Linked DNA regions of Homo sapiens: region 1 is linked to region 2. Evidence: read pairs that join two places in POLR2A ChIA-PET (ENCODE). Cell type or tissue: GM12878. All regions are shown on one strand. Each heading gives the region's core, and the rest is flanking DNA. Links, peaks and the distances in the headings are about the cores only.

Region 1 (15,601 bases), core at 9,801-12,300, 140 kb after region 2:
GCCCTTGCAGATGTGGGGGCCAAGGCCACTGCACTAAAAGAGCCAGTTAACGCTTATGGGCATCCTAGTGCCCACAGCCCCAGACATAGCCGAGCCAGTGTACTCCAAGGAAGAACGAAAATGGGCCAGGGATCACGATTTGGCCCAGGACCCCTCTGGCTGGTTAATGATAACAAATTACTAATGCCAAGTGCCAATCAGTGTAAAATAGTTAAGCATTTTCATAATTCCACTCATTTGGGAAGGGATTCTTTATTTCAGTTGATATCTTATTTATTTATGGGAAAATTTTTCAAGACACTAAAACAGATGACTTCAGCCTGAAAGCTCTATGCCCAAAATAACCCAAGCAGCCAGCCATTGCCCCCACCTCTAGTTAAACCTGTCCAACATAAAGGAGCCTATCTGGGTGAAGTCTGGCAACTAGACTTTATTTAAATGCCTCTATGTAGGGGATTCAAATATTTACTGGTGTTTATTGTTACCTTCACTGGTTAGGTTAAGGCTTTCCCCCACTTGATCCAAAAGAGCTTTAGAGGTCTCGGCCAGGTGCGGTGGCTCACGCCTGTAATCCCAGCACTTTGGGAGGCCGAGGTGGGCGGATCACGAGGTCAGGAGATCGAGACCATCCTGGCTAACACAGTGAAACCCTGTCTCTACTAAAAATACAAAAAATTAGCCGGGCGTGGTGGTGGGCGCCTGTAGTCTCAGCTACTTGGGAGGCTGAGGCAGGAGAATGGCATGAACCCAGGAGGCGGAGCTTGCAGTGAGCCGAGATCGTGCCACTGCACTCCAGTCTGGACAACAGAGTGAGACTCCATCTCACAAAAAAAAAAAAAAAAAAAAAAAAAGAGCTTTAGAGGTCTCTCAATTTTTTTTTTTTTTTGAGATGGAGTTTCACTCTTGTCGCCCAAGCTGGAGTGCAATGGCATAATCTCGGCTCACTGCAACCTCAGCCTCCTGAGTTCAAGCGATTCTCCTGCCTCAGCCTTCCAAGTAGCTGGGACTACAGGCATGCACCACTATGCCCAGCTAATTTTTGTATTTTTAGTAGAGACAAGGTTTCACCATATTGGCCAGGCTAGTCTCAAACTCTTGACCTCGGGTGATCCACCTGCCTAGGCCTTTCAAAGTGCTGGGAATACAGGCATGAGCCACCACACCAAGCCTATCTAAAAGTTTATTAAAAGAAATAATTCCTCAGTTTGGATTACCTGAAAGATTGCAAAGTAGCTATGGCCCCTCTTTCACGGCAGGCATAACCCAATACCTATCCTTGGCATTGGGAATCCAATATCATCTTCATTCTGCATGGAGACCCCAATCCTCTGGAAAGGTGGAAAGGGTTAATCATAGGCTAAAGAGGACTCCGGCTAAATTTGCCAGGAAACATCAGAGACCTGGCTATCTCTATTGCCTGTAGCTTTACTGCAGGTTTGAGCTGCTCCAAAGGGAAACTTATAATTAAGTCCTTTTGCATTAACATATGGAAGGCCTTTCCTAACTGCAAATCTCCTAATAGATGAAATGATTCATTAATTACAAAAATATGTTATCAATCTAGGACAAGTGCAAAATGCATTGTGTGAATATGGATATAAAAGGCTTTCCCTCCCCACATGAGAGGAAAATTCTGTTTCAGTTCAACTAGGGTATTTAACCTTACTAAAGACTTGAATGGAAGGGTCTCTAGTGACCAGCTTTCCCCAATGTGGAAAGGTCCATATCAAGTGCTCTGAGCACTCCAATAGCAGTTAAACTGCAAGGGATTCACAGTTAGGTACATTTGTCTTGAATTAAACCTGTTTCTTATGGAGCCCCACAAGCTACCGACGCCCAGTCTGCTAATCTAGTCTACCGTTGTGAGCCAGTAGAAGGTCTACACTTCTGACACCCAGTCTGCTAATCTAGTTTACTCTTGTGAGCCAGTAGAAGGTCTATACTTCCTCTTCAGGAGAAATCCTTGGAAGCTTCTTACTACAAAGTGATGCTCTGGATAAGCTTGGGGGCAAGGTTAGTCTTCCTGATCCTCCTCCTGGTCGTCTTTTACTTTTACTGGTATGAGTCTGTCCCAGCTCTGGGTAAGCAATATCTATGTCCTTACAGGATATAACTATAGAATGTAGCTTCTCTTTTATTTGTGTCTATTTTGGGGCTTCTATCCTTCCTTTCACTATTGCTGGAGGTTCAAATCTTTTCTTACAATGGGCACAGGACTATGCCGATGTCCTCTTGCTGGATTTGTGAGCTATTGCCCTTCTCTAGCATCTCAGGCTTGCCCTGGTGGATATCCCCCACACAGGGACATGCTTAGATAACTTACAGACATACTTAGAGGGACTTAAACAATGGACAAAAGCACAGATGTCTGGCCTGACTTGGAACAATGTAACCCAATGGCCAATTAATAACAATTTTAGCAATTCTGGGCATAGGAAGCCATTCTCAGTAAATGAGACCACAGAAAAGTTTCTTGCACTGGGCACCTCCTTTCTAGACCCAAAGATAAACATCCAAACTAAAAAGCTCAAAAACTCCAGTTTTGAAGAATGATTTCTTCAGATTTGAGATGGTTTTCTATGACTAACCACCTCTGCAGGACACCTAAGTCAGGTAGTCCCACTGTGTTAGGAACAATGGAATCACTCCCTTGATGCCTTGACAAATGCTACTTGTGTCATGGGATGGATTCCTGCAAGACAATGCCAACATACCATAGTCCTGCAACAAATGGACTTATCTGCTACCGATTGGTCGCAACGACCAAAACCCAACTGATATGCATCCCTTAGGAACTCATTGGATATGTGGCACCAATCTTTGGCCATGATTGCCTTCTGGGTGGCTAGGACATTGTACATGAAGCTTATCTTGACCCCAGGTCACTGGACAAAGACTATTTAAAAAAGCCAGCCAGGCTGGCATGGTGGCTCATGCCTGTAATCCCAGCACTTTGGGAGGCCGAGGTGGATGAATCACTTGAGGTCAGGAATTTGAGACCAGCCTGGCCAATTATCCAGGTGTGGTGGTGCACACCAGTAATCACAGCTACTTGGCAGGCTGAGGCAGGAAAATTGCTTGAATCCAGGAAGTAGAGGTTGCAGTGAGCCGAGATCATGCCACCACACTCCAGCCTCGGCAACAGAGGGAGACTGTGTCAAATAAATAAATAAATAATAAATAAATAAATAAATAAATAAATAAATAAATAAATAAAGCCAGCCAACCTTCTCCACATAACCAGTATGTGGGCCAGATCCATTTTTCATGGGTATAACCACTTGGCCTCACTCTTCCTACCATCTGTTAGATTATAAGATGCTATCTGGCATGTTGAGGTCATTGCCAATGATACCCCATGGGCTGTAAGTAACAGCCTGTGAGATATATCTTTTATAAATGCTGAAATGTATTATATGCATAAGGCTATCATGCAAAACAGAATGTCATTAGATACTCTGACTGCGGCACAGGGAGGAACCTGTGCTATTATCAGAATCAAATATTGTATATATATCCCAAATAACTCAGACAATATTTCTTTGGCCCTCCAGATATGCATCAACAAATTAAAGCCATCTCTAATCCCACACTTTCTTTAGATAATGGCTAACATTGTGGTTTGGGTCAGGGCCATCATGGTGGAAAAAGTTCCTTTTGTCACCCCAGCTATAAAAATTGGAATAGGCATAGCTTTATGTTGTGGATTTTATTGTTGCTGCATGTTTTGCATGGAATGTAGGGTTTACTGGGCCCTATTCTTATTATTAATCCTTAATTCACAATGTATGGTACTCATATATCATGTTTTATAATTATAGCTATAATTCTTATAAGTTTCTATGTTTAGGATATCAACTTATGAGTGACCTACAAACCTACAGACCTATTGCTCCTCCAGTTAACTGCAACAGCTTCAAGCTACCTCTGGTTAAGACCCCTCCCAACATGACAGGTCCCTTAAAGCTAGGCAGAGTTAACATCAATGACGTTTCTCAGCAGGAAGAGGTTGCAGAAGACTGACCTCTGCCCTTCAGTGTCCCTTAGGATTAAGGGTCCACTCATGACAGAAGGGGGAAATATGTTAGAGGAACCCCTATTTACCAGGCCTCTGGCTTGATAAAACATGACCAGAGCTGGGCGTGGTGGCCCACGCCTGTAATCCCAGTACTTTGGGAGGCTGAGACAGGCAGATCACCAGGTCAAGAGATCGAGACCGTCCTGGCTAACATGGTGAAACCCCGTCTCTACTAACAATACAAAAAATTAGCTGGGTGTGGTGGCACATGCCTTTAGTCCCAGCTCCTTGGGAGGCTGAGGCAGGAGAATCGCTTGAGCTGGGGAGACAGAGGTTGCAGTGAGCTGAGATCGTGCCACTGCACTCCAGCCTGGGCGACAGAGTGAGACTCCATCTCAAAAAAAATAAAAATAAAAATAAAATAAAATAAAAAAGAACTATGACCAGAGTGATGTCACCTTTCAGTGAATAGTGAGGCACCCACAAAGCACCTATAAGGTTAATACTTATGGTCTGAAAATAGCCACATCCCAAGCTGACCACCACTTATAATTACAGAATATTTATGGCCAGACAAAACATCTCTCACCAAGCCTGCAGAATGTCCAGATGTCCTGACAGTGCAGCCCTCTTTGCTTAAAGATAATGTTAAAGAGCAAGCTGAGGTTAAAGGATTGATGGTCATCGATAACACTGACAGCCACTACCTTTAGTGAGCACATCAGAGCATGTCTGCACATTCCAAGTTTAATTTACCTCTTTATAGTTTCTTATAAGTACAGACACTAACAAAAGATGGAGTGCTCCTCCTCTTGCTGAGGATGCCCTAGACTGTAACAGAGTAGTTTCCAATAAACTTGCCATTTCACTGTGCTCTGTGACTTGCCTCGAATTCTTGCCTGTGGGAATCTGAGAATCTGCTCTTGGGGTCTGGATCAGGACACTCTTTTCTGGCAACAATTAAGACATCAGGGTAAAACCCTCATGAATAGAATTAGTGCCCTTATAAAAGAAGCCCAAGAGAGATCCTTTGTCCCTTCCACCACATGAGGACAGGAGTAAAAGATGGCAGTCTGTGACCCAAGAAGGCCCTTACGAGACACAGAATCTGCTGGCATCTTGATCTTGGCTTTTCCAGTCTCCAAATAGTTTCTGTTGTCTGTAAGCTGCCCAGTCTAGAATCTTTTGTTATAGAAGCCTGAATGGACAAAAATGGACTGTGATGGAGCAGAATAGGATCCAGCAGGAAACACATCTTTGGGTCCAAGAGCCCAGCTACTGATCTCTTAACATGCAGTGTAATGTAGAGGTAGATTCCTGCCATATTCCAGGTCACTTTTGGAAAAAAAAAAAGAGTCCATTATGGACTTAATGTGGAAATGTTTAAATATTAGGCTAAAGCATCTGGAATTATTTGATACACAATAGGGAGCCATTTAACACTGTAATTGGGGTGTTAAGTAAGAGTACTGGAGGAATAAATGGAGTAGGAAGACCTAGAGTTAGAAACTGCTGTGTAGAGAATGCGATGGAAGCTTGGATGGGTGAGACCAATGACAGTAAAAATAGTCAAGATGAGACACATAGAAGACATTACAAAGGGAGAATCACATTTTTATTTCTGGCTGGGATGGTAAAAAAGGAAACAAAGTTGATGCCAAGATTTCGAACCAGGAAGAAAGAATGTTGGCTATAATTTTTGAGAAAAATAGAGATCTAAAGAGGGAACAATTTGGGGAGGAGAGATGGGTCCTGAAAGTTTAATACAAGTTGCTTGAGAGGATGATAGATCTCATGGATGGGAAGATGAGGGACTGGAATGTGGAGATGCAGATTTGTGAAGTATCCACTTACAAGTGAGAGGGGAAGCCATATGTGGGAAAGTAAAAACAGAATAGAAATTGGAGCCATGAAGTACATAGCCAAGTATGATGGCTTTGGGGGAAATTAGGAAGAAGTAGAACCAGAGACGGAGAGATCAGAGAGCTAAAAGAGTCAGGACTATGTTGTCACAGATGCAAAGGAAAAAGTGAGCTACGGCCTCAAATGATACTGCAAAGTTAAGAACAATGATGACAATGTCACTGCTTATGGCAGGTCCCCAAAGAGCTCTTGCCAGAGCAAGTGTGGCATTTTAGCTGCGCAGTGGGACCCTTGGCCATTGAAAATGTGTTGTTTGCTTGTAGAGGAAGGAAAAGCTATTAAGCATACACTCCATTGTTGTCAGGGCCTGTCCTGGCTGAGAGAATGTGGCCATCTATTTTTATTCAGAAGAGAAATTCACCAATGATGACAAAGTCTGGATAATTCAGAGTCCCCTGCTGCTTTTTAGGTGGGAAAGAAGGGGAAAATCACAAATGGAATAATGCTCTGTGAAAAAAGCTACCAGCTCCAGGAAAGTCTAACTTCATATATGCCAGCCTGTTCTGTCATTAAGTTGAGCTCAGTTCCTGGAAAGGAAAAGAAGGGCTGGCTAGTTCAGTGTGCTTCTATGCGTGCAGTGAGAACTCTGCCCCAGCAGCAGGGCTGTGTCTGGCTGGAGGGACACTGGTGACTAACTCTTAAGCTCTATCATTTCTTACCCTTCAGCACTATGGAGTATGGTTCTTGGGAACAGTATTATTGAAGCTGGAAACATTTGTTGTGCAGCCTTATTGTTCTCCAGCTCCTTGAAGTTACTTGAAAATGTCCCTTTAAGAGATAACAAAGACGCTTTTTTTTTTTCATGTTGCTATTTAAAGCTCTCCTACCAGGCTTTGGAGCTACACCCGATGAGTGACTTTGAGAGAGGACATGTACAGAGCAGAAAGGCACGGTGAGTGGAGACCACTCCAGAGAAGTTTGACAATGAAAGGAAGGGGGAAGATGAAATAGCCTCACATCTATAAACAAATCACATCTGAGCCTTTGTTGTGTATGGGGGGGAAATTGTTCTCACTGATATAAGGGTCAATCTGGAACTCTCGATAGTCTAATCATGGCTGGGTAAGTGTGATGACCAATTTGTCCTGGTTTGCCTAGGACTCTCCTGGTTTAGCACTGAAAGTCCCATATCCCAGAAAATGCCTGAGTTCCGGGCAAATCTGGACAGTTGATTGATCACCTTAAGTAGGAACCAACTGGTGTTGCCCCAAAATGATCAAATTAGATATATCATTGGTTGCCTTGTGATAGAAGATGACCTGTTCTCCCAATCTTCTCTGTTCCTGTGCCCAGTAACAGGATCCTTATCCCCCATGGGGTTTGTGTGACTTTCCTAGATTGAGAGATTTCTCTGCATTTTGGGTGTCACGGAGGCAGAGAAATGAAATTTTAGTGCCTTTCCTATGCTTTTACATAACACCTCATTTAATTCTCACAACAACCATGTGAGGTGGGTACTACCATTTCCAATTTATGAATAAGGATTCTGAGGCACAAAGAGGCCTAGGCCTGTCTGTCTTCAAACTCTATACTCTTTGCTACATCACACTTGGCCCTCAAAGGCCCATGGAGACACAGGTGTTTGATCCACATGGTGTGGGAAAAATGCAAGCCCATCGCTAGAGTTGGGGCACAGAATAGTGTCCACATGTATTATTAATCTTTTCAGGTTGTAAAGGAGCCAGATGCCCTTCCTTAAGAAGCCCCTCCTTCCTTATGGCGATTATTTTGATACTTCTTTGGATCATATCCCATACTGTGCCCTCTCTGAGTACAGAAAACAAAAGGAACATCCAGGCCCAATGGCTTTGCATTTCAGAGGATATAACTGTGAAAGGGAAGGTTGTAGGGTTAAAAACTATGCACTACATAAGTCAGGTGCTGAGGCAAATGTCTGTAATCTCAGCACATTGGGAGGCCAAGGTGGGAGATTGCTTGAGCTCAGGAGATTGAGATCAGCCTGGGCAACACAGCAAGACCTCGTCTCTACTAAAAAAAAAAAAAAAAAAAAAAAAATCAGCCAAGTGTGACACATGCCTGTAGTCTTAGCTGCTTGGAGGGCTGGCACAGGAGGATTGCTTGAGCCTGGGAGATTGAAGCTACAGTGAGCCGTGATCATGCCACTGCACTCCAGCCTGGGCAACACAGCAAGATCCTGTGTGTGTGTGTATATATATATGTGTGTTTAGACAGGGCATGGTGGCTTATGCCTGTAATCCCACCACTTTGGGAGGCTGAGGCAGGCAGATCACCTGAGGTCAGGAGTTTGAGACCAGTTTGGTCAGCATGGAAAAACCTCATCTCTACTAAAAATACAAAAATTATCCAGGCATGATAGTGCACACTTGTAATCCCAGCTACTTGGGAGGCTGAGGCATGAGAATCTCTTGAACCCGGGAGGCAGAGTTTGCAGTGAGTGGAGATTGTGCCACTGCACTCCAGCCTGGGCACCAGAGTGAGACTCCGTCTCCAAAAAAAAAAAAAAATATATATATATATATATATGTGTGTGTGTGTGTGTGTGTGTGTGTGTGTGCATGTGTGTGTGTGTGTGTATGCACTACAATATGGATTCTGATATTTAAAATGAAATACCTACTAGATCAAAGCACTCAGATTATAGAAATTCTTCACTGTGAAAAGGTTGACAAAAATCTATGCCTGAGACAGAGTATGGCTATCCAGGTGCCATTTCCCTTTTAATTACTATGCCTTGTATTCACTTTTTTTTTTTTTTTTTTTGAGTCAGAGTCTCGCTCCTGTTGCCCAGGCTGGAGTGCAGTGGCACGATCTTGGCTTACTGCAACCTCCACCTCCCTGGTTCAAGTGACTCTCCTTCCTCAGCCTCCTGAGTAGCTGGGATTACAGGCATGCACCATCACACTCAACTAATTTTTGCATTTTTAGTAGAGACGGGGTTTTGCCATGTTGGCCAGGCTGGTCTCAAACTCCGGGCCTCAGGTGATCCGCCCACCTCGGCCTCCCAACGTGCTAGGATTACAGGTGTGAGCCACCACCCCTGGCCCCTGTGTTCACATTTAAATTCTTGCTTCTTGTCTGAAAAAGCAGTATGTTCTATCCTCTTAAAAATGAACTACAGTTAAATATATGGTCAACACATTTTCTCCAAAATATGAGTTTTAAAGTTCCCCTGTCTAGAGGAGTTAGCAGTCAAACTAATATAGTTTAGATTTAAATAGTCCCAAGATCTACACGGAATGTGCTGGACGTAGTTTAAATGAAACATAGGCTGGTGGAAGGACCAGGTGTGTGAGCCTGAGGCATAGCTTGTTTTTCAAAGAAATAGGGAAGCATTTAGCACCTGGCAAGGGGGCAGCAACTTGATTTGATGCAGATTGTGGTGCTGTGTGGACCACGCAGAAAGGTGTAAATTGGGCCCAGTTCAGTGGCTCATGCCTGTAATCCCAGCACTGTGGGAGACCAAGGTGGGAGGATTGCCAATTAGGTGGGAAGGCCTTGACAAAAGATCTGGAAAAGGAGTGGGCAAATTCTGCCCACTTCTTTCCATCTCCACCACTGCCCAATGCCAGGCATCATCCTTGCTCACCCGGTGTAGTGCAATGGGTTTATAATCAGTCTCACTCCTTCTATTTTGCACCATGTCTCAGTTCACACACCAGGTCCTTCCACCAACTCATATTCCATTTAAACTACATCTAGCACATCTAGAAAAATCTAGCTCTGTATGAATCTTTGTAGTATTTAAATCTAAATCATATTATGTTGACTGCTAAGACAGGGGAATTTTAAAGCTCCTATTTTGGGGAGAATGGATTGGCAATATTTACCAGCAGAAGGCGTAATTTTTCACAATTTACAAAACTAGGTTATTACTCCCCAACTTAAAACTTCCAGTGGATTCCCTTCACAAGGAAATAAACTCTGAAGTCCTTCTCTTGGCCCATGAGGCCATGCATGAGCTCTCCCTTGCTTGCTCTTTTGCCTGACCTCCCACCCTTATGCACTTTGCTCTGGTCTTGTCACTTATTCCAGCACAGGGCCTGTGTACCTGCTCTTTCTACGAGAATTCTCCTCTTGTTCTGTATTTGCTCTGTGGACTCCTTCTTGCCACTTAGTTTTCTGCTTACATGTTACCTCCACAGAGAGTCCTTACCTGACACCCCCAATATAAAGTAAATCAATGAGCACTCCCATGAATAAGCTGAGTGATTTTTGACAAGTTAATCTACCTAAAGCTAATTTATTAATTCAAAAGTAGGACTTATAAGCAGGGCACGGTGGCTGACACCTGTAATCCCAGCACTTTGGGAGGCCAAGGCAGGTGGATCACTTGAGGTCAGGAGTTTGACACCAGCCTGGCCAACATGGAGAAACCCTGTCTCTACTAAAAATACAAAAAAGTAGCCGGGTGTGGTGTCAGGCACCTGTAATCCCAGACGCTCGGGAGACTGAGGCTCAAGAACCACTTGAACCTGGGAGGCAGAGGTTGTGGTGAGCCAAGATCATGCCACTGCACTCCAGCCTGGGCAACAGAGTGAAATTCTGTCTCAAAAAAAAAAAAAAAAAAAAGGGGGCCTATAATAACCAATAGGGTTGCACAAGGATCCAATGAGATGAAATAGGGAGTGTGTAATAGATGAGTCACTCTATGAGGAAGGTCATTCTCATGGTCACCTCCCTCCTCCAGGCCTTCATGTGTTCCCACTGCCCTCCTGTAGCCATGTCTGGTCTTTCCATTTTCAGTCCCCCTCACTCCAATGTATCTTATATTCCACTGTCAGTTTGATGATATTCAAATTCTATTTTTTAAAAATTATTTCCTCACTCTTTTAAGAATGTAAGCCTCCACACTTCCCCCCACTTTCGGCCCCCTTTAATCACCACGAGCCATTCCTTAAGCACTTAGGAATTCAAATAGTACTGCTTTAGGACTGAAACTTTGTAGATGCCATAAAGACAACTTGAAGGCATCTTTGTTTCCTAGGCCAAAATTTGTAAATTTTTTTGCTCATCTGCATTATTCTGCTCATCAAGAAAAAAGGAAAGTGTGGTCCTTGAGACTTGCCTTCTCTCTTGTGATTGGCTGTGGCAGTTGGCAGAACCTGGCAAAGTTGCTGTGATGGTGAGAATGGTGAGAGAGGTTCCAATGATGGGCACAAGTGTTGTCGCCAGCGAGGTGTGTGCAGGCAGTGGAAGGAGGTCTGACCGGAATATCAACAGAGGGTGATAATACTTCTTAAGGACCCACCAAATGGGCTTCTAGGGACTGAGAGTGAGTAGAGCAAACACTGCCCCCAGCACTCAGTCAACGAGAACATTGAATAGGATTGAACTGAATTAAACTGAACCCTTAAAAAGGCAGCATTTTAAAAGCTGCGAGAGTAATTTGAAACAAATTTAGGAAGAAAGTAGAGTGGTGTCAGATGTATGCTAATTGGGGCTGCTTTTTTTTTTAAGGTGAAAAGGAAATCATTTCAACTTAGGTTAATGTAGGCCTCATTGAAGAAAAGACCTCAGTGGGCTGGATTTATAATAGATAATCTGAGCACTGCCAGATTGTTTGCAGGGGATTAAAGTACTTGTTCTTTTAAACACTTGACAGGCACAGAATCCGAAATCTGGATCAGGCAGATATTAAGAAATCCATATTCCATAGCTTCTCAAACTTCAACATGCAAAGGAATCACCCGGGCAAACTTTTTAAAATGCAGATTCTGATCCAGTGGGACCAGGGTGAGGCCTGAGACTCTTTCCTTGTAACAAAATCCAGATGAAGCTGATGGTCTAAGGACCTCATTTTGAAAGGAAAGGGTCTGTTTTAACCTCCTTGTTTCCTAGAGGAGAAACTGAGGCTCTGAGAAGTGAAATGTCTTGCCTATGCTCCCAGAGTCTCTGGCTCTAGTCACGTGCTTTTTTTCTATTGTGCTTTGATGTTTTATTGAAAGAGTCTGTAGAAATCACAGCACCACACAAAGCTACCTGAGTGGTGACAGCCAAGGCATGTTGGCAGCTTAGATGGTACCAAGGGCAGAGTAGGACAAAGCGTGGAAGAAGGAGGAGGAGGTGGTGACCAAGTGTTGCTGGTCAACAAAGTCATGCTAACACGTATAGCAGGTGTATTTAAATCACTGACTCAAGCAAAAGAGAATGGGATTAACAAACAATAGTTTTAACATTCTTTTCTATAATTTTAAAGTTAGTAGGCAAACAGGGTTGATGTCAGGGAGATATTTTTAGGCAAGGGGCCCTCTCAGCACCCCTCACATGATGTCAGTAACTAAACTATTCTGCCTCCTCATGTGGCTGGCGCTGGCAATAATGATTTATTTCTGAGCTTTAACTTCAGTGAAAGTGACAAGGTTAAAAGTTAAAGGTCAAAGATTTTTTAACTCTTAACCTGTTAACCAGCCAATTAATTAGTTACTTTAATTATGCATTGTTGACCTGTTTCCCTGCTATGGAAATATTTAATTGTAGGGAAAGAAAATGTATAAAGATAATTATTAAAGTAATCTCTTTGCCTTCTTGAGATTTTAACACAATCACTTTGCTGAGGCTAATTCCCACATTGGGTTCCATAATCCTTGGCTTCGACGCTGCGATTCCAGTACCTTCACTGTATCCTAAAACAGAACCACCCTCTCCCAGATCCATTCCACTTCACAATCTGAAGTTTTCCACCTATACTAGAAATCTCTCTAACTTTATACTTATTAGTTATTGAATTAGCTAGTTAATTCTTATATCTGGTGCTTTTGTATCAGTACTATTCTATTAAATTACAGTTGCATTGGCCAAGATAGTGCTAAAGTAACTGGATTATCTAGGGGTAGCTGGGACTCAATCTGTCTGCTTGGTTACTTGTAAGCCAACACACCCTAGTTTCACCAGGACAGCATCCCAGCATACACCTTGGAGACCTTGGTGCTGTGGAGGCCCTGGAAAAATTAAATGAAGTTAGGTGATTATACACAGTGAATTTGCTTGTGCCCAGGAAACAGGCATAATGATAACCCAGACACCTATAGCAGAGTCTTGGGGTACATATGGAGGTTACAGAGACAGGCAGGAAGGAACCAGGAGTTAAGGTATCTGAATAGTTAGTTTAGGTCTCCTTTTACTTGGCATCGGTGGCTTTAGCCTGTACACATCAAAGGTCAGAGTGTACAGAATCCCTTTTGCTGCATAGGCCACTTCCCAGGATGTCCTTAGCTGAACTTTGAACCAGTGAAAAACAAGAAAATAAACACTGCTCCCTTACCTTGCCAATTTTTAGTGCATGCAACACTATACAGTTATTCCAGAAGCGAGAAACTATCTGTCTAAAGTTATAACTTTTGATACCTCAAGTATCATTAGTCATTTTACTTTTATCCCTCTGAATATGCAAAATTGTTCAAGCTTGTAACAATCTTTGGTTTTGGTGCATAAGCCTATATAAGTTTTTCAACTTGAGAAATATTTCACTTATATTTCATGGATGCATTTTGGACTCAAGAGAGCTGGGGAGAAGAGGGCCACACTTAGAGAATATTGTTGGCGAAAAAAAGGTGTTAAACTCTGCGGAGTTTGAATAGTATATACAGAAAATACAGTTGTGCTTATTAACCAGTAGTATGACACAGCAGACGAAATTTTAAGCTACATGAGAATGACTTGCAAGCAAACATAGCAAATGTTGACTGGAGAAAAGATCACAGCATTTAGACTTTAGAAAACAGAAATTCTGATCAGGCACAGCGGCTCATGCTTGTATTCTCAGCACTTTGGGAGGCCGAAGCGGGTGGATCACTTGAGGCCAGGAGTTCAAGACCAGCCTGGCCAACATGGTGAAACCCCATCTCTACTAAAAATACAAAAATTAGCCAGGCGTGGTGGCACAGGCCTGTAGTCCCAGCTACTCAGGAGGCTGAAGCAGGAGGCTCTCTTGAACCTAGAAGGTGGAGGTTGCAGTGAGCTGAGACTGCACCACTGCACTCCAGCCTGGGCAACAGAGTGAGACTCTGTCTCAAAAAAATAATAACAATGAATTAAATAAATAAATAAATAATAGAAATTCTGGGCCAGGCACAGTGGCTCAGACCTGTAATCCCAGCGCTTTTGGAGGCTGAGGTGGGCGGATCATTTGAGGCCAGGAGTTCAAGACCAGCCTAGCCATCAAGGTGAAACTCTGTCTCTACTAAAAAAATACAAAAATTGGCCGGATGTGGTGGCATGTGCCTGTAGTCTCAGCTACTCGGAAGGCTGAGGCAGGAGAATCACTAGAACCTGGGAGGTAGGGGCTGCAGTGAGCCAAGATGGTGCCACTGCACTCCAGCCTGGGTGACAGAGCAAGACTGTCTCAAAAAAGAAAGAAAAGGGAATAGAAATCCTGGATTCTAGGCCTTCCACTTGTTTCCTCACCACCTCCTCCACTTCCCCAGATCCCCCCACCCATCACCATGTTGTAACTTTACAGATATCATAACTACTCTTGTTGATTATAGAAGAAAGAACCTAAGCTGTCAGAAAGCAAGTACTCTACCTGCTCTTGAAATGGAAACAGAAATTTACACACGGCTGGATCTCATTCTCAGTGCCAGCCTTTCCCCCACATCTTTACATAACTAATTTGCTTAACAATCCTCTTCCACAGGACACAAAAGTGATATGCGGCTCAGCTTCATCTGCATATTCACCACTGAATGTCCTCGTCATGGTGCACCTGCTCCTGTTTGAATACTTACCTTAATGGAACAGGCTGAGTCAGCATCTGCTTGCACCTGAACCCTTGATTGCAAGTAAGCGGATTGCCGGGAGGTGGCTGGGTTGCATCAGCTGCAGTAGAGGACAGCGTTCTGTTGGGAAGGCAGGGAAAGGAGAGAAAACTTCAACAGAAATAGTCCAAGTGTTGCGAAGTTAAAAATAAAACGATATCACAAGGGGCAATGTGACCAGGCTCAGCTTACGACTTTTTCCTTCCCCTGTATTTATCAACACTCAGTCTCTACTGGAGTGGCATTTAGCAGGGGAAACTGAATGGGAAGTGAAGTTTTATATCAATAGGTTTTCTTTCCCTTGAGGAAGGAGGAAAATCCTTTTAAGAAGGATCATTTTCAAGGCCAGAACAGCCTCTCAGATTCCTGCATGTGCAGTCGGCAGGCCCAGCTGTGCTGAAGGAGGCTGGCACAGCCTTCAGGACTGGCTGCTGCTCTAATTATAACCATGCTCCTCACCTAAACCCATCACTGGCTGAAGCAGCAACTTGTGCAAATGACATGGTGTCCTGCTTCAGTTTCTCCTATCTCTTGTCGTGACAAGTAAGTGTCTGTCCTCCCCTGGTCCTTTCATCTTTCCTGGAAAAGGGAGAGTTTGTAATTCAGATACCAGGTGTAGAGTAAATCCAGTGTGAGAGAATTAGAGGTTGTAGGAGGCTTTAGCTGTCATTTAGTCCAGCTCCCTCTTTTTACAGATGAGGAGACAGAGATTCAGAAAAGGGAAATTGCTCATCCAAGGTCACACATCTCGTTAGTGGAAGAGCCAGAGGAAAGCCCCAGAGAGCTTGTTTAACTCTCAGTCTAGCGTTCTTTATCTTATCATCTTCAGATAAACTCATTCAGGATCTTGTGAGTGAAAAAAATATAGAATCCCGGCTTTGGTGTTTTCTTTTTCTTTTTTTTTTTTTTGAGACAGAGTCTC
Region 2 (15,601 bases), core at 6,135-8,634:
ATTGTAGTTTGGATTTGCATTTCTCTGATGACCAGTGATGGTGAGCATTTTTCCATGTGTCTGTTGGCTTCATAAATGTCTTCTTTTGAGAAGTGTCTGTTCATATCCTTTGCCCACTTTTTGATGGTGTTATTTTTTTTCTTGTAAATTTGTTTAAGTTCTTTGTAGGTTCTGGATGTTAGCCCTTTGTCAGATGGGTAGTTTGCAAAAATTTTATCCCATTCTGTAGGTTGCCTGTTCACTCTGATGGTAGTTTCTTTTGCTGTGCAGAAGCTCTTTAGTTTAATTAGATCCCATTTGTCTATTTTGGCTTTTTTTGCCATTGCTTTTGGTGTTTTAGTCATGAAGTCTTTGCCCATGCCTATGTCCTGAATGGTATTGCCTAGGTTTTCTTCTAGGGTTTTTTATGGTTTTAGGTCTAACATTTAAGTCTTTAATCCATCTTGAATTAATTTTTGTATAAGGTGCAAGGAAGGGATCCAGTTTCACCTTTCTACGTATGGCTAGCCAGTTTTCCCAGCACCATTTATTAAATAGGGAATCCTTTCCCCATTTCTTGTTTTTGTCAGGTTTGTCAAAGATTAGATGGTTGTAGATGTGTGGTGTTATTTCTGAGGGCTCTGTTCTGTTCCATTGGTCTATGTATGTGTTTTGGTACCAGTACCATGCTGTTTTGCTTACTGTCGCCTTGTAGTATAGTTTGAAGTCAGGTAGCGTGATGCCTCCAGCTTTGTTCTTTTTGCTTAAGATTGTCTTGGCTATGCAGGCTCTTTTTTGGTTCCATATGAACTTTAAAGTAGTTTTTTCCAATTTTGTGAAGAAAGTCATTGGTAGCTTGATGGGGATGGCATTGAATCTATAAATTACCTTGGACAGTATGGCCCAGTGTGCTGTAATTCTTATTCATACATATTCAAATTATCCTTTTAGCCAATGGGAACCTGTGTCCTTTGAAAGCTTCCTATCTTGTATGACAAGATGTTTCAGGATCATTTTGTACATTTCCACTTTAGAAATGGAATTAGCCATTTCTCTAAGAAAACCTTCTTTTAAAAACTTTTTTAAAAATGGGAAAGAGTATTTCAAGACCCCAATCTAGGCACTAGAGATATTCATTGCTTCTCAGTTTGTCATTACTTTTAAGCCTTTTTGGTGGACAGAGCTAGGAAAATATGTGAACAAATATAAAATACTGAATTGTCATTTCACACTGAGTGTTCCTATTCAGATTCAAAGATTAGTTTGTATTTCGGGGTTCTTAATTTCTTCTGTATTACATCTGTATCTTCTTTTCATAACTGAAAATACAGAATTAGTGTATCCATAATTATCATTTGCTTTAATTCTACATTTCACATATAGTAATCTAGGAGTGATGATACGAATATCACCACCACAACCACTTTAGACGAGATCGGGTGTGTTCAGGATGGTATGGCCGTAGACAACAACCACTTTTAATTATTGAAAACTGTTTAAAAATATTTTTTATTTTTTGCATATGCTATTCACATTCTTCCCGATTTTTTTTCATGGTTGTCCTATATATTGTCAGAGCATATAATCATTACATACTATGCTGTCTCTCCTCCAGTCTTTACTTAGTCTTAATTCTGTTAGTAACCGTATATTTAATGCTCACCACTAGTTCTTATAATGATGTTTCTTTAGTCATTTGGATTGCCTCAAGTTTTGCCTCTAGTAAATTCTTTAGGAAAGGCTTAAGGGAATATTCATATTTCATGAATTTTCTTGCTCGTTCATAACATTTTGTCTGTGTTTTTTATATCTAAAGTTTGTGTTTGCCAGAAATAGAATCCTTGGCTCACTTTTTCTTTTCTTGAATATCTTAAATTTGTAACTCATTTTTTTTTTCTGGCAAAAACATTGCTGTTGAAAAATCTAGTGCTTTTTTTTCTTTATCTTACTGGTCATATGATCTTTTAGCCTAAAGCCTAAAGGATTTTTTTAAGTCCAGTAATTTTACTAGAGTGTTTTGTTGGTCATTCTGAGTTGACATTCTGAGGTACATTGTGGGCTCTTTCAAGATGTAGTTTCAAATCTTTTTAAAAAAAATTTTCAAATAAATATTCTTGGATTATGGTTTTTCATATTTGTGCTGTTTCTTTGCTTTGCTTTTCTTCTTCAGGGAATCCTGTTATTCACATTACTTATCTTCAATATTTATCTGTTTCTCGCAAATCCTATGTAACTCTTAATTTCTTACATTTTTTAAAAATAAACAAATTATTAGGAATTATTTCAGATCACTACAGAAAGTTTACTACAGAAAATTTGCAAAGATAGTGCAGAAGTCTGGTGTATCCTTTGCTTAGTATTCCCTAAGATTAACATGTGACATTAGCAGTGTACAAAATTAAGAAACCAACATTGGTACATTAATATTAACTGAACTCCAGACGTTGTTCACATTTCACCAGTTTCTCCATTAATGTCCATTTTCTGTTCCAGGATTCAATTCAGGATATCATGTTGCATTTAGTTCATTTCTTTTTCATTTGTTTTTTAAATATGAAGACAATTGTAGAGTCACATGCAGTTGTAGGAAATAATCAGAGCTCTTTTATACACTTTGTTGTTTCTTCCAGTGGTAACATTTTGCAAAACTAATACATAATATCACAATTAGGATATTGAGATAGATATATTCCCCAGTTTTACTTGTATATTCATTTGTATATGTATGTATGTGTATCATTAAGTTTTGCAGTGTTATATCACCTGTGTAGGTTCCTGTATCCACTGCCACAGTCAAGATATTGAACAGCTGCAACACCACAAGGATCCCTTGTGTTGCCTTGTTATGACCACAGTCACTTCCCACCCCAACCCCTCTCTAACCACTGGTAATCACTCATCTTTCCTCCATTTCTAAAATTTTGTCATTTCAAAAATGTTATAGAAGTATGGAATTGTATAATATGTAACCTTTTGGGACTGGCTTTTTTTCATTCAATGTAATTTTCTGGAGATCCATCTAAGTTGTTGGGTCCATCAGTAGTTCGTTGCTTTTTATTTCTGAGAAGTATGTGATGGGATGTATGTACCAGTTTGTTTAACCATTTGCCTGTATATATCAGTTTGCTTAACCGTCTATTAATAGAAATAAAGCTGCTATGAATGTTTATATACAGCAGGTTCTCTTGTGAACTTAAGTTTTCTTTTCTCTAAGATAAATGCTGGGGAGTGGAATTGAGGGTCATAAGGTAGTTGCATATCTAGTTTTTTAGGTCATTTCTTTTTGATTTTTAAAATTATCCTTCATTTCAACTTTGCTTTTTTTTAATGACATGGTTTGTTATATTTACTCATTTTCTTGTTCCTTCTAGTTTCATCTTCATTTCCAAAATGATTTTTTAAATTTTTCAGTCACTTCTTGTTTTCACTTTATTTCTGGGTTTTTCTATTTCTGATGTTTATTTTTTCACATCTTATGTCATTTTTAATGCCTTTTAGTTCCTTCAGTAGATTTAAGTGGTTATAGTTTTGAACTGTTTTTTTGAGCATGGCTCTCTGACGTGCTTCCATTTTCTGTCGGGATGTTATCATGATCGTTTTCCTCCTTTTTTTTCTTCTAGTAATGTATCTGAATTGTGAGACTTTTCAGTTGCTCTTTTTTTCTTTTTTGTGACAGGGTCTTACTCTATCACCCAGGCTGGAGTGTAGGGGTGTGATTATGGCTCACTGCAGCCTCCACCTCTTGGGCTCAAGCAGTCTTCCCACGTCAGCCACCTGAATAGCTGGACCTACATGCATGTGCCACCATGCCTGGCTGACTTTTTAAAAAAATTTTGTAGAGATGGGATCTTGCTATGTTGCTCAGGCTAGTCTTGAACTCCTAGGCTCAAGTGATCCTCCCACCTCAGCCTCCCAAAGTGCTAGGATTACAGGATGAGCTAGCACGCCTGGCCTCAGTAGTTCATTTTTAATATGAATTTAGTGTTGCTGAACTTTTAGAAAGAGATTTTATACAGCTTTTCTAACTTGATAAGGTTTCCTCTTGTGCTATTTTCAGACATTGTTCAACTATATGGCAGCTGGATTTCTCGGATTTCCTGCCTTTCTTTCCTTGCCACTTTCACCTGCTCTTTATCTGGACCTCCTCTTTCCTTAGTCACTTAATTTTAATTCTCCTCTCAGCAGATTCTCCTCAGTGTGGGACCCTATCCTGGAAGAGAGCCCCAACTCTTCAGTTCTGAGAATTAATAAAGGTCCAGACTGCCTCAGCTCTTTCAGCCCTCGTAGGCCCCTGGCAGGTACCTGTTATTGGAATGGGAAGACCCCTCCTTGTATCAACTACTGTTCTGTAATTGGCTTGGCGCATTTGCCAGTGAATGCCCACTGGCTCTTTTGAGGTCCTCTTGGTGTTGTACTCCTCTGGCTTCCCTCAATTTCCTCCCAGTTGAACACCAGTGACACCCAGATCTTTTGACTATTGGCGGTTTGTCTATATCCACGTTTATTTTGGGGTTTGTAGGAAACTTTGTTAAGTAGTTTTTTGGTAAAGGCTGTCCATGGATCTTTTGTTACCTAGTTGCTTTGTCTGTTTTTATGTGGGAATAAAGGAAGATACAAAATCCATGGGGCCCCTTGCTACTCCCATCTTCTCAGAATCCCATCAGTTGGTTATTTTGTTTTCTTTGTTCCAAAGTGGTCTGAAAAATCTGAAGATAAAGTGATTCTGTTTGATAAGTTAGGTTCCATTATGATTTTCTTTGATTAGCAGAAATCTATATGTTTAAGAAACTCTTTAGTGATGGTATTCATTTCCTTCATTAAAAGTTAACCAAAGAAAATATGATCTCTAAAGTTGAAAAGAAAGTTTAGAATCTGTATACTGCTGAATTGTGATTTTTTAATCCTGACTATAGCTGTGGTTCTCATATCTTGAATAAATAGTTATATATGGCCCTATGTACTCATGTATGACACTGTGTTGCCCTTCCAGTATTTAGATATGAAGTTATATATGATCCTGCGCTGCCTTCCTAGGGAACAGTTCACTTTTTCTATTTCTGTCTCACGTATCTTTTCCAAGTGATGTGCTACTTAGATTACCCAAGACAATCTATTAAAAAAACAGGTATCTCTCATCACTTCTTTCTTAAGAACCATGGCTGCCCTAAACACTATTATTATCCCCAGTAGAAGAAAACTGTAGCAGAGCCTAGTTTCATTTAAGTGTTTATTTTGTACAATAGTTTTTATATTTCTTCTTGCTGAGGTTTTTTTTTTTTTTTGAGACGCGGTCTTGCTCTGTTGCCCAGGCTGGAGTGCAGTGGTGCGAATCTTGGCTCACTGCAACCTCCACCTCTCAGGTTCAAGTGATTCGTCTGCCTCAGCCTCCTGAGTAGCTGGGATTACAGGCACGTGCCACCACACCCGGCTAATTTTTGTATTTTTAGTAGAGACGGGATTTCACCATGTTGGTCAGACTGGTCTCAAACTCCTGACCTCGTGATCCACCCGCCTCAGCCTCCCAAAGTGCTGGGATTACAGGCATGAGCCACCACGCCCGGCCCCTGCTGAGGGTTTTAAAAGCCAAATAACATTTTATCACAAAATGTAAAATTAGGCATAATCACGTAAACTAATGCTATGCATAGTCCAGTTCTATTTTGATTTTTCCTATCAAAGCATTAATATGCTTCTCATTTTCATGGACTTTATGGACTAGCAGTTGACACTGATCTGAATATGTAGCCTACACAGTGGTTATAAAAGTAAATTGATTTTGGAATAACCTTAGATTTACATACAACTTGGGAAGATTAGACAGACAGTTATTGTATACACAAAGCATCCTCTAATGTTAGCATTTTACACAACCATGGTAGCTTTTTCAAAACAGAGAACATAGGTGCAATGCCATAAACTAAACTATAGGTAGACTTCATTCAGATTTCACCATTTTTTCCAGTAATGTCCTTATTGTGTTTCAGAACCTAATCCAGGATACTGCCTTGCGTTTATTTATTTATTTATTTAGAGGCAGGGTCTCACTCTGGCACCCAGGCTGGAGTGCAGTGGTGCGATCTCAGCTCACTGCAACCTCTGTCTCCCAGGTTCAAGTGATTCTCCCATCTCAGACTACCCAATAGCTGGGACTACAGGTGCATGCCACCACACCCGGCTAATTTTTGTATTTTTTAGTAGAGACGGAGTTTCACCATGTTGGCCAGGCTGGTCTCGAACTACTGACCTCAAGTGATCTGCCTGCCTCGGCCTCCCAAAGTGCCAGGATTACAGGCGTGAGACACTGTGCCCGGCCTACTTTGCATTTAATCAGCATGTCTCCTTGTCTTCTCTAATCTGTGACTGTTTCTTAGTTTTTTGTTGTTTTTCATTACTTTGACAGTTTTGAAGAGTATTGGTCAGGTATTTTTAGAATGTCCCTGAATCTAGGTTTTCCCAGTGTTTTCTCATGATTAGACTGGGCTTACGGGTTTTGCAGAAGAATACCCCAGAGGTAAAGTACCCTTCTCATCACATTATATCAGGGGTTACATGATATTACGATGACTTATCACTGGTGATGTTAATCTTGATCACTTGGTTGAGGTGGTGGTTGCCAAGTCTCACCACTCTGATGTTGCTGTTTTTCTTTTTTCATATTCTATTCTTTGGAAGTGAGTCACTAGGTCCAGCCTATACTGAAGGAGAGGGAATTAAGCTCCATTTTTAGAGGGGGACGTATCTACATAAATTATTTGGAATTCTTTTGTAAGGAAGATTTGTCTCTACCATTAATTTATTTAATGATTTATTTATATCAGTATTGACTGATGGGTATTTAATTTTTTATTTGGGTTATAATCCATATAATCCAATATTATTGTTATTTATTCTGTGACTCAAATTATTCTAGCCTTGATCATTGGGAGCTCCTTCAGATTGGCTCCTGGTCACATACCCCATTTTTTTTCTTTTTCTTTTTTGAACACTTCCTTACTTTCTGGCTCTCTGCCCCAACCCTAGATAGGCAGCCATTTCTCCAAGGAGCCCTAGTTCCTTTTATTGGAGATTGGCAATTTAGAAATCGAGATCTGGATGCGCTCATTGCTACTGAGGTGTTACTGTTTCTAGGACTTTTCAGTGGACACGGCTAGAATATATATTTCTCTGTAATAACTGATTATTTATAATGCATACATATCTATACTTATTTCTGCATTTATCTATTTACATATATATTAAAATAAACATGAGTTCATACTGATATCTCTGACTCTAATCCAGTACCATGGGGTTTATCCTAGCTTTCTTGCCTTATTTGTAACTTCTTTCACTGACAGTAAAAAACCTGAATCTCATTATCTACAATTTACTTACTCATTTAACCCTAGTGTACAATGAAGTAGTTTCAGAATTGCTAACCCATACCACTGTGAGAAAGAAATTTACCAAGCAGAGTACAGTGTTTATGTCAGTTCTTTTTGTCTTTATCCTTATAGTACCCAGTCAAAACACCATTTTTGTTTCTTAGGTTAGCCCCATCTCCTTCAGTGAGGTTATATCATATATTTATAATATAGTTAGATCTATTTGTCACAGTCTGCATTCCATTTTTGGAACTCCTGACATCCTGGCTGAGGTTTTAAAAAAATTGTATACAATTATGTTTGCTCTTTGGAATGTACAGTTCAGTGAGTTTTGACAAATGCATATGGTTATGAATTTACTACTTCAAGATCATACAGAACAGTTCCTTCACCTTAAAAATTCCCTTGTGTTGCTCTTTTATATTCAGCCACATCTCCTTCCCTCAAGCCCTGACAACTATATTTGTGTGGGTTAATTTCTGGACTTGTTCAAAATGTTATATAAATAGAATAATATGATGTATATCTTTTAATGTTTAGCTTATTCCATGTAGCAAAAGGCATTTTAGGTTTAAGTATTGTGTTGTGTGAATCAATTGTTCATTCTTTTGCTGAGTAGTATTCCATTGTTTGGATGTGCTACAGTTTGTTATTCATTCACTTGTTGAGGGATATCTTGGCTATTTTCAGAATCTGTGATTATGAGTAAACCTACTATAAACTTGGTTAGATGCCTAGGAGTGGGATTGGTAAATGTACGTTTAACTTTTAAAGAAACTGTCAAACAGTTTTCCGAAGTAGCTGTGCCATTTTGTATTCTAATCTGCAGGCATTGAAAGTTCCTGTTGCTCTATATCCCTGCCAGCATTAAAAAATACATATTTTAGCAATTCTAATAGGTAGATAGTGGTATTTCATTTTGCTTTTAATGAGTATTTTCCTAATGCCAGATTAACTTAAGCATCTTTTCATATATTTATTTACCATCCATCTATCTTCTTTGGTGAAGTATCTATTCACATCTCTTGCACATTTCTTTATCAGGTGTGTTACTTTATTGATGTTGAGTTTTAAGATATTTTTATTGTTTTAGATTCTGGATACAAGTTATTTACTGGATATGCTATTTGTAAATATTTTCTCCTAATCTATGACTTGTTTTTTTTTTTTTTTTTTTCCCGAGACAGAGTCTTGCTCTGTTGCCTAGACTGGAGTGCAGTGGCATGATCTCAGCTCACTGCAATCCATGCCTTCCAGGTTCAACCGATTCTTGTGCCTCAGCCTCCTGAGTAGCTGGGACTACAGGCATGCGCCATCATGCCCAGCTTATTTTTGTATTTTTAGTAGAGGTGGGGTTTTGCCATGTTGGCCAGGCTGGTGTTGAACTCCTGGCCTCAACTGATCTGCTTGCCTCAGCCTCCCAAAGTGCTGGGATTACAGGTGTGAGCCACCACGCCTGGCTTCAGTGACTTGTCTTTTCATTTTCTTAACCTTGTCTTCACAGAGCAAAAGTTGTATGTTTTGATAAATTTTTAATCAATATTTTTTATAATATATTGTGCTTTTTTGGTGTCTAAAAGCTCATTGCCAAATTCAGCGTCACAAAAATGTTCTCCTATGTTTATTTCTAAAACCTTTACAATTTAAGTTTAGGTCTCTGATCCATTTTGAGATATGCTTTGTATAAGGTGTGAGTTGTATGTCAAGGTTCACTCTTTTTCAGATGTCCAATTGTTCCACAACCATTTATTGAAAAGATTGTCCTTTCTCAACTTAATTGCATTTGTACCTTTGTTAAAAATCAGTTGACTCGATTTGTATGTGTCTATTTCTAGGCTCTCCATTTTGTTCCATTTATCTGTGTGTCTATGCTTTCACCAGTGCTGCCCTGTCTTGTAATTGTAGTGAGTAATTTCCACACTCCTTGCCTTTTCATATGTTTTAGAGTCAGCTTTTTGATGTTTACTAAAAGCTTGCTGGGATTAAGTTTGGAATTGCACTAATTTTATAGGTCAAAATGGGGAGAATTGATACTTTAACATTATAGAGTTCAAATACATGTATATGTTTTATTTCTACATTTATTTAGATTTTTTATGTCTTCCTCGGGTTTTCAATAGTTTTCAGCATTCAGCAAATTCTGCATATATTTTGTTAGCTGTTTACCCAAGTCCTGCTCTGTTTATTCAGTGCTGTTGTAAATGGTATTCTTATTGGTTTCAAATTCCTCTTGTTCATTGTAATGGGAATGCAGTTGACTTTTTTTTTTTTTTTTTTTTTTTGAGACGGAGCAATCTAGGCTCACTGCAAGCTCCACCTCCTGGGTTCACGCCATTCTCCTGCCTCAGCCTCCAGAGTAGCTGGGACTACAGGCACCCACAACCACACCCGGCTAATTTTTTGTATTTTTAGTAGAGTTGGAGTTTCACAGTGTTAGCCAAGATGGTGTCGATCTCCTGACCTCGTGATCCGCCCGCCCTGGCCTCCCAAAGTGCTGGGATTACAGGCGTGAGCTACCGCACCTGGCCTGCAGTTGACTTTTATATAGTGACTTTGTATCCTGCAACCTTGCTGAATTCACTTATTCTAGGAGTTGTTTTTTAAGGAAAGTCTACATGGACAATCATTTTGCTAGTTGAGACAGTTTTATTTCTTCCTTTCCAATTTGTATTTCTTTTCTTTTTCTTGCTTGTTGCATTGGCTGGGACTTCCAGTATAGTGTTAGATAGAAGTAGTAAGAGACATCTTTGCCTTGTTTCTCATATGGTGAGAACATTCAGTTTCTCACCATTAATTATGATGTTGGCTGTAAGTTTTTTAAAGATGCCCTTTATTAGGTTGAGGAAATTCACTTCTTAGTTTGCTGAGAATGAATTATTCTTATTGTGAATTCATAATCATGAATAGATATTGAAATGTGTCAAATGCTTTTTCTCAATCTATTGACATTATGTGGTTTTCCTTATTTAGTCTGTTAATATGGTGAATTACATTGATTTTCATATTTTGAATTAGCATTACATTTCTTGAACCCCACTTGGTTGTGATGTATTATCTTTTTATATATTACTGGATTTAATTAGCTAATATTTTATGGACTATTTGAATATTTTGTTGACTGTGACCATGAGGAACATTGGTCTTTAGTTTTCTTGTAATATCTTTGTCTGCTTTTAGTATTAGGGCAATGCTAGTCTGGTAAAATAAGTTAGAAGGTGTTCCTTCCTTTTCTATCTTCTGGCATAGATTATATAAAATTGGTATTATTCCTTAAATGTTTCTTGTTACCTACTAATGAAGCCACCTTGATCTGGAGTTTTCTTTTTTTAGAAGGTTTTTAATGTATGAATTCAATTTCATATTTATATGTGTGTATATATATGTGTGTGTGTGTCTGTACACACACATGCACCCACACATATCTACTCATTTATATTCAGGTTCTCTATTTCTTCTTGAGCTTTTGGTAGCTTGAATCTTTCAGTGAACTGACCCATTTTATCTACATGGATGAACTTAAAAGTATAGGGCTATTTGTAGTGTTTATTATCTTTTAATGTATGTTAGATCATTAATGATGTTTCCTCTTTCATTTATGATGCCAGTAATTTGTGTCTTCTCTGTTTTTTTCTTGGTCATCTTGACTAGAGTTTTATCAATTTTATTGATCTTTTCAGATAATCAACTTTTGGTTTTATTGATATTCTCTATTTTTCTATTTTTATTAATTTCTACTCTGATTTTTATTTTTATTTTTCTGCTTACACTGGCTGTAATTTGTTCTTCTTTTTCTAATTTTCTATAGAAGAATCATAGGTTACTGATTTCTGTCCTTCCTCCTTTTCTAATATATGCATTTAATGCTGTACATTTTGAACAAAGTTTATATTTAAATTTTAGCAAAGCCACATGGTTTATCAAGAAAGCTTTCTGAAAGAATGGGGTTCATGGGGCACATAAAAAGAAAAATGTTGCAGTATCATGGAGTTTATTTGAACAAGTGGGAGAGAATAACAGTCTGACAGAGGAAGAAAGAATAAGACATTCATGTTTGGGCATGTGCCTGTAGTCTCAGCTACTCGAAAGGCTGAGGTGGCAGGATCGCTTGAGCCCAGAAAGCAGAGGTTGCAGTGGGCTGAGATTGCGTCCCTGTACTCCAGCCTGCGTGACAGAGCAAGACCCTGTCTCAAAAAAAAAAAAAGAAAAAGAAAAAAGAAATTCATGTTTGTAAGTGAAACTACTATGAAAGAAGGGCATTAAAGATAAAAACTACCTTTAAGGTGTATTTAACAATTATAGATTGGTATTTAACATTGTATTAATGTTTAACGATTAGGTACTTACATTTTATTTTAGAAATGGTGTTAGTGATGGTGATAACCTCTGTACAATTGCCACTGAAAAGAACAGCGTGTGACTACACTGGAAGTACTCAAATGCCTTTTTGAAGACATCATTGTGCTGCAGACTGTGTCTAATACAAATCACCTGTACAGTATTCTTTTTTCATTCACGGATGATATGGTTATCAATATAGGAGAAGCCTATGTTCATTTTGCTGATTCTTAGGTTTTTTCCCCCCTTCTTTTCCTACAGAAATGCTGAGCCGATTATCAGGATTAGCAAATGTTGTTTTGCATGAATTATCAGGAGATGATGACACTGATCAGAATATGAGGGCTCCCCTAGACCCTGTGAGTAGTTCTGTTCTGATTTAAACTGGTAAGACATATGTTCTGTGTTCTTCTAAGGAAAATAATTTAAGATAGAAGGGTGTGCGAAGCCTCCCTGGTACTAGGTGAAGCGAGGATTAAGAAAAATATTGAAATTTTATAAGTGATCCTTCTCTTGTAAGTTTTTAGCTTAAAAGCCACAGTGATGGGAAACAAGTCCTGGATACAATTTGAAAGGGCTTTCTCATTTGTCTCCCTGGGCCTTGTTTGGTGCCAGAGTGTTTTAAGTCCTTTGTTCTCATCCTTGGCTATTCCTTTTCCACAGGAAAGGTCTAAGTGACAAATGAGGAAACTGGAACACCTTTTGGGTTTCAGAATATCTGTTTGCTTTGTAATTTCATTTACCACTTCTCCTATAGTTTGTATTGTATTTTCTTTTTTTTTTAAGATGATACAAATTGGCAGTATGTATTATATTTTCTGAAGTCCACATAAGGAATTAATAAAACTTCTTAGTTTTCTGAAAAGACAAGAAGTAATGCGTAGTGGTTAAGAGAGTTTTACTTAACTACTCTTAATTTTAACTTTTGGCCTTTTACCCTTACTGGTTTATGATTTTTGCTTTCCTTTATTTTTCTCTTTGGTAAAATTAGGATAATAATACCTTAAATGGGATAATGTTTGTAAAATGCTTAACATTTATAAAATACTTAATATATTGTAATGGCTATGATAATGATTATTATTGGATCAGAGTTAGATTCTTAAGTTAACAAGAATATGAATTGGGCAAAACATAAAAAGTTGGAATGAAGAAACTCCTGTTGGGAAGCTAATACCTTTTCCTGGTGCACTGGCAACTTTTTTCCTAAATATTAGGAATTACACCAAGAATCTGACATGGAATTTAATAATACTACACAAGAAGATGTTCAGGAGCGCCTGGCTTATGCAGAGCAATTGGTGGTGGAGCTAAAAGATATTATTAGACAGAAGGATGTTCAACTGCAGCAGAAAGATGAAGCTCTACAGGTACTATTGTTTTTATCCTTTCTTGTGGAGCATTTGATAAAGGACAGATGATACACTACTCACTTTAATTTTTGTCTCCACTTAGATTATTAGGGAATCTGATTATCTCCCTAGTACTGTAACCTTATGCCTACTGAAAATAACTTTTGGGTCGGTGTGGTAGCTCACACCTGTAATCCCAGCATTTTGGGAGGCTGAGATGGGAGGATTTCTTGAGGCCAGGAGTTCGAGATCAGCCTGGGCAACATAGTGAGACCCTGTCTCCACAAAAAAAAATTTAAAAAAAATTAGCTGGGCATGGTATTGGGCACCTGTAGTCCCAGCTACTCTGGAGGCTGAGATAGGATCGCTTGAGCCTGGGAGTTAGAGGCTGCAGTGAGTTGTGATTGTGCCACTGCACTCCAGCCCTGGTAACAGAGAGATACCCTGTCTCTGAAAGTAATAATAATAAAAATAACTTTTAGTATGTGCTAGATAAGAGGGGAATAAACATTTATGTATTTACCATCATTGTTTTTGGGCAGGAAGAGAGAAAAGCTGCTGATAACAAAATTAAAAAACTAAAACTTCATGCGAAGGCCAAATTAACTTCTTTGAATAAATACATAGAAGAAATGAAAGCACAAGGAGGGACTGTTCTGCCTACAGAACCTCAGTCAGAGGAGCAACTTTCCAAGGTATGGTGACTGGGTGTAGTGTATATTTCCTAAGTTGAAAAAACCTACCAATACAGCAGATCTTCACCAATCACAAACATTTAGGATGCTAAAATGATACAGCACTAAATAATGTTTTGTTTTTTTTTTTCTTATAGAGCTTGTAGTTCAGCTGGACTGTAGGCCACACACAGGGAGAATGAAAGATGTACAGAAAACATGGATATGAAATGCCAGTTGTGACCTGGACTTTCAGGGATTAAAAAAGGCTTACAGGAAGAAATAAGTACTGAAGTGAGGCATTTAGAGAGGAGGGAAACATACCTTTTGGAGGAGTTTCATCATTGATTAGAAGATTAAACTAGATTATCTCTAAGGTTTCTTCCAGCTCTGAAACTTTTTAATTCAATGACTTAACACAGAATATTCTGTGTCCTCATATATAGTCACATAGTGGTGGATTAAAGCTTCATGCATGTGGGCTGAATCAGCTGAATTACCTGGGACTCTCTAAAAGGGAGGCTCACTAGGTTTATGACTGCAGCCAACAAAGCAGTTTAAGGTTGGAGATACAGAGGAGGAATAAGGAAAGTACTGCCCTGTGAGGAATATTGTCCCAGTACTCAAATTTTCATTATCTTTCCTGTATGGTTAAACTCCACATATTCACATTCAGTCAGCTATTTAGAGAACAAGAAACTTCAGTTTTGTGGAGAGTTTGATACAGATTATATGGAGGCAGGCATATCACATGCATACTGTAGTTATAGAGTGAGCCTAGACTTCACCGTGTGTAAGAAATCTTTTTATTTTTTTAGTTTCATTTTGTTTTGCTTTGACCTGCTAGTATCCTTAGTTCTTGGGAAATGAGATTTTAATCAGTTTTCTAGGCACAACCTTTGGGATCGCTAGTTAGTGACCCAGTTCCTGCTTAGTCTTTCCTCTCAGGGCCTAATGATCAGAGAACATTACTTTCCCTGAATTGATAATCTTATTTAACTTCTTGAAGCCTATTTTAAAAGCTTTTCTCAATCTTCTCAAATAATTTCACCTTGATCCTTCTTTTCCTTTTGGTTTTTCCTCTGTCAGTTCTCTTCCCCTCACTGTGGTAGCACCAACCTCTCTCCTCATATTGCTTTGTTCCCTCCAGCTTCTCCTCAGCTATGATGTCAGATTTTTAAATTATCCATTTTATACTCTGCTTTTTAATTTCATTTTTAGCTCTGAGACCTTAAAGCAGTAATGTCTTAGAGTTCATTTTCTTTCTCTGTTAAAGAAATGATTTCTAAGTTTCAGCAATCAGTCATAGCAACCCTTTAACTATTATATACTCAATACAGAGCTAGGTATTCTGTGGAAAGTATAGTTGAAGAAATGACAACAGTCCTCAGGTGCTTGACTGACTTATGTGAAAGTATAAAAGTATTCTTTGTAATTCCAGTAAGCAGAAATAGCTTTGTTTAGGGGGTTGGGAGGGACTAAATTTACAAAGAGGCAGAATCTCAGTCTAAGGGAGAGCTTTTGGAAAAAAAAATAGATTATTGAAAAAATTGGATTTCCCCTCACTGGCTCTTTTCTGATGTGTTGCTTCTCACTTAGCAACAGCTATAGTTTCCTGAGCTCTCTCCTTGATTCTTCAAGGCAACAAGACTTCGGGTTTTCTATTAAGGTTTAGTCCTGCATGGCACTGACTGGTTTTGCCCTCAGAATAAAAGCTGTCAAAATGGGAAACTCGGTACCATTTCTTCCAATTATCACATCCCCTCCAGTATCTTCCTGCTTTTGGTTGCTCTCCAGTATTTTCAGATAGCTGTTTTCTATATTGTCCACAGTTTTGGGTTCACATGCTTGGTGTGAGGGAAAAAAAAAAAAAAAAAAAAAAAAAAAATATATATAT

Evidence for each region. Peaks named below come from ENCODE experiments on the same cell type or tissue, not always from the same donor. Only the 100,000 strongest peaks of a DNase experiment are listed, where the experiment ranks them.
Region 1: POLR2A ChIA-PET joins it to region 2 with 5 read pairs; 2 of 35 experiments call an interaction of 5 or more read pairs at or near these places.

What each region holds. Positions count from the first base shown.
Region 1 is chr3:121,592,551-121,608,151 of GRCh38, reverse strand. It overlaps FBXO40 (F-box protein 40), which reads right to left and starts at 14,773. Exons shown (of 4, transcript NM_016298.4): 1 at 14,650-14,773. RefSeq lists silencers at 10,463-10,663, 14,536-14,830 and enhancers at 14,101-14,752, 14,753-15,403, 14,217-15,416. In GM12878, for the core only: no CTCF peak of the experiment used is centred there; no DNase peak of the experiment used is centred there.
Region 2 is chr3:121,727,312-121,742,912 of GRCh38, reverse strand. GOLGB1 (golgin B1) reads left to right here. Exons shown (of 22, transcript NM_001366282.2): 2 at 11,940-12,037; 3 at 12,896-13,048; 4 at 13,573-13,725. The coding sequence starts at 11,942. Among named protein-coding and RNA genes, the nearest start is that of GOLGB1, 15 kb to the left of the region's middle. RefSeq lists an enhancer at 10,753-11,952. In GM12878, for the core only: no CTCF peak of the experiment used is centred there; a DNase peak (open chromatin) is centred at 7,392; H3K27ac peaks cover 401 bases.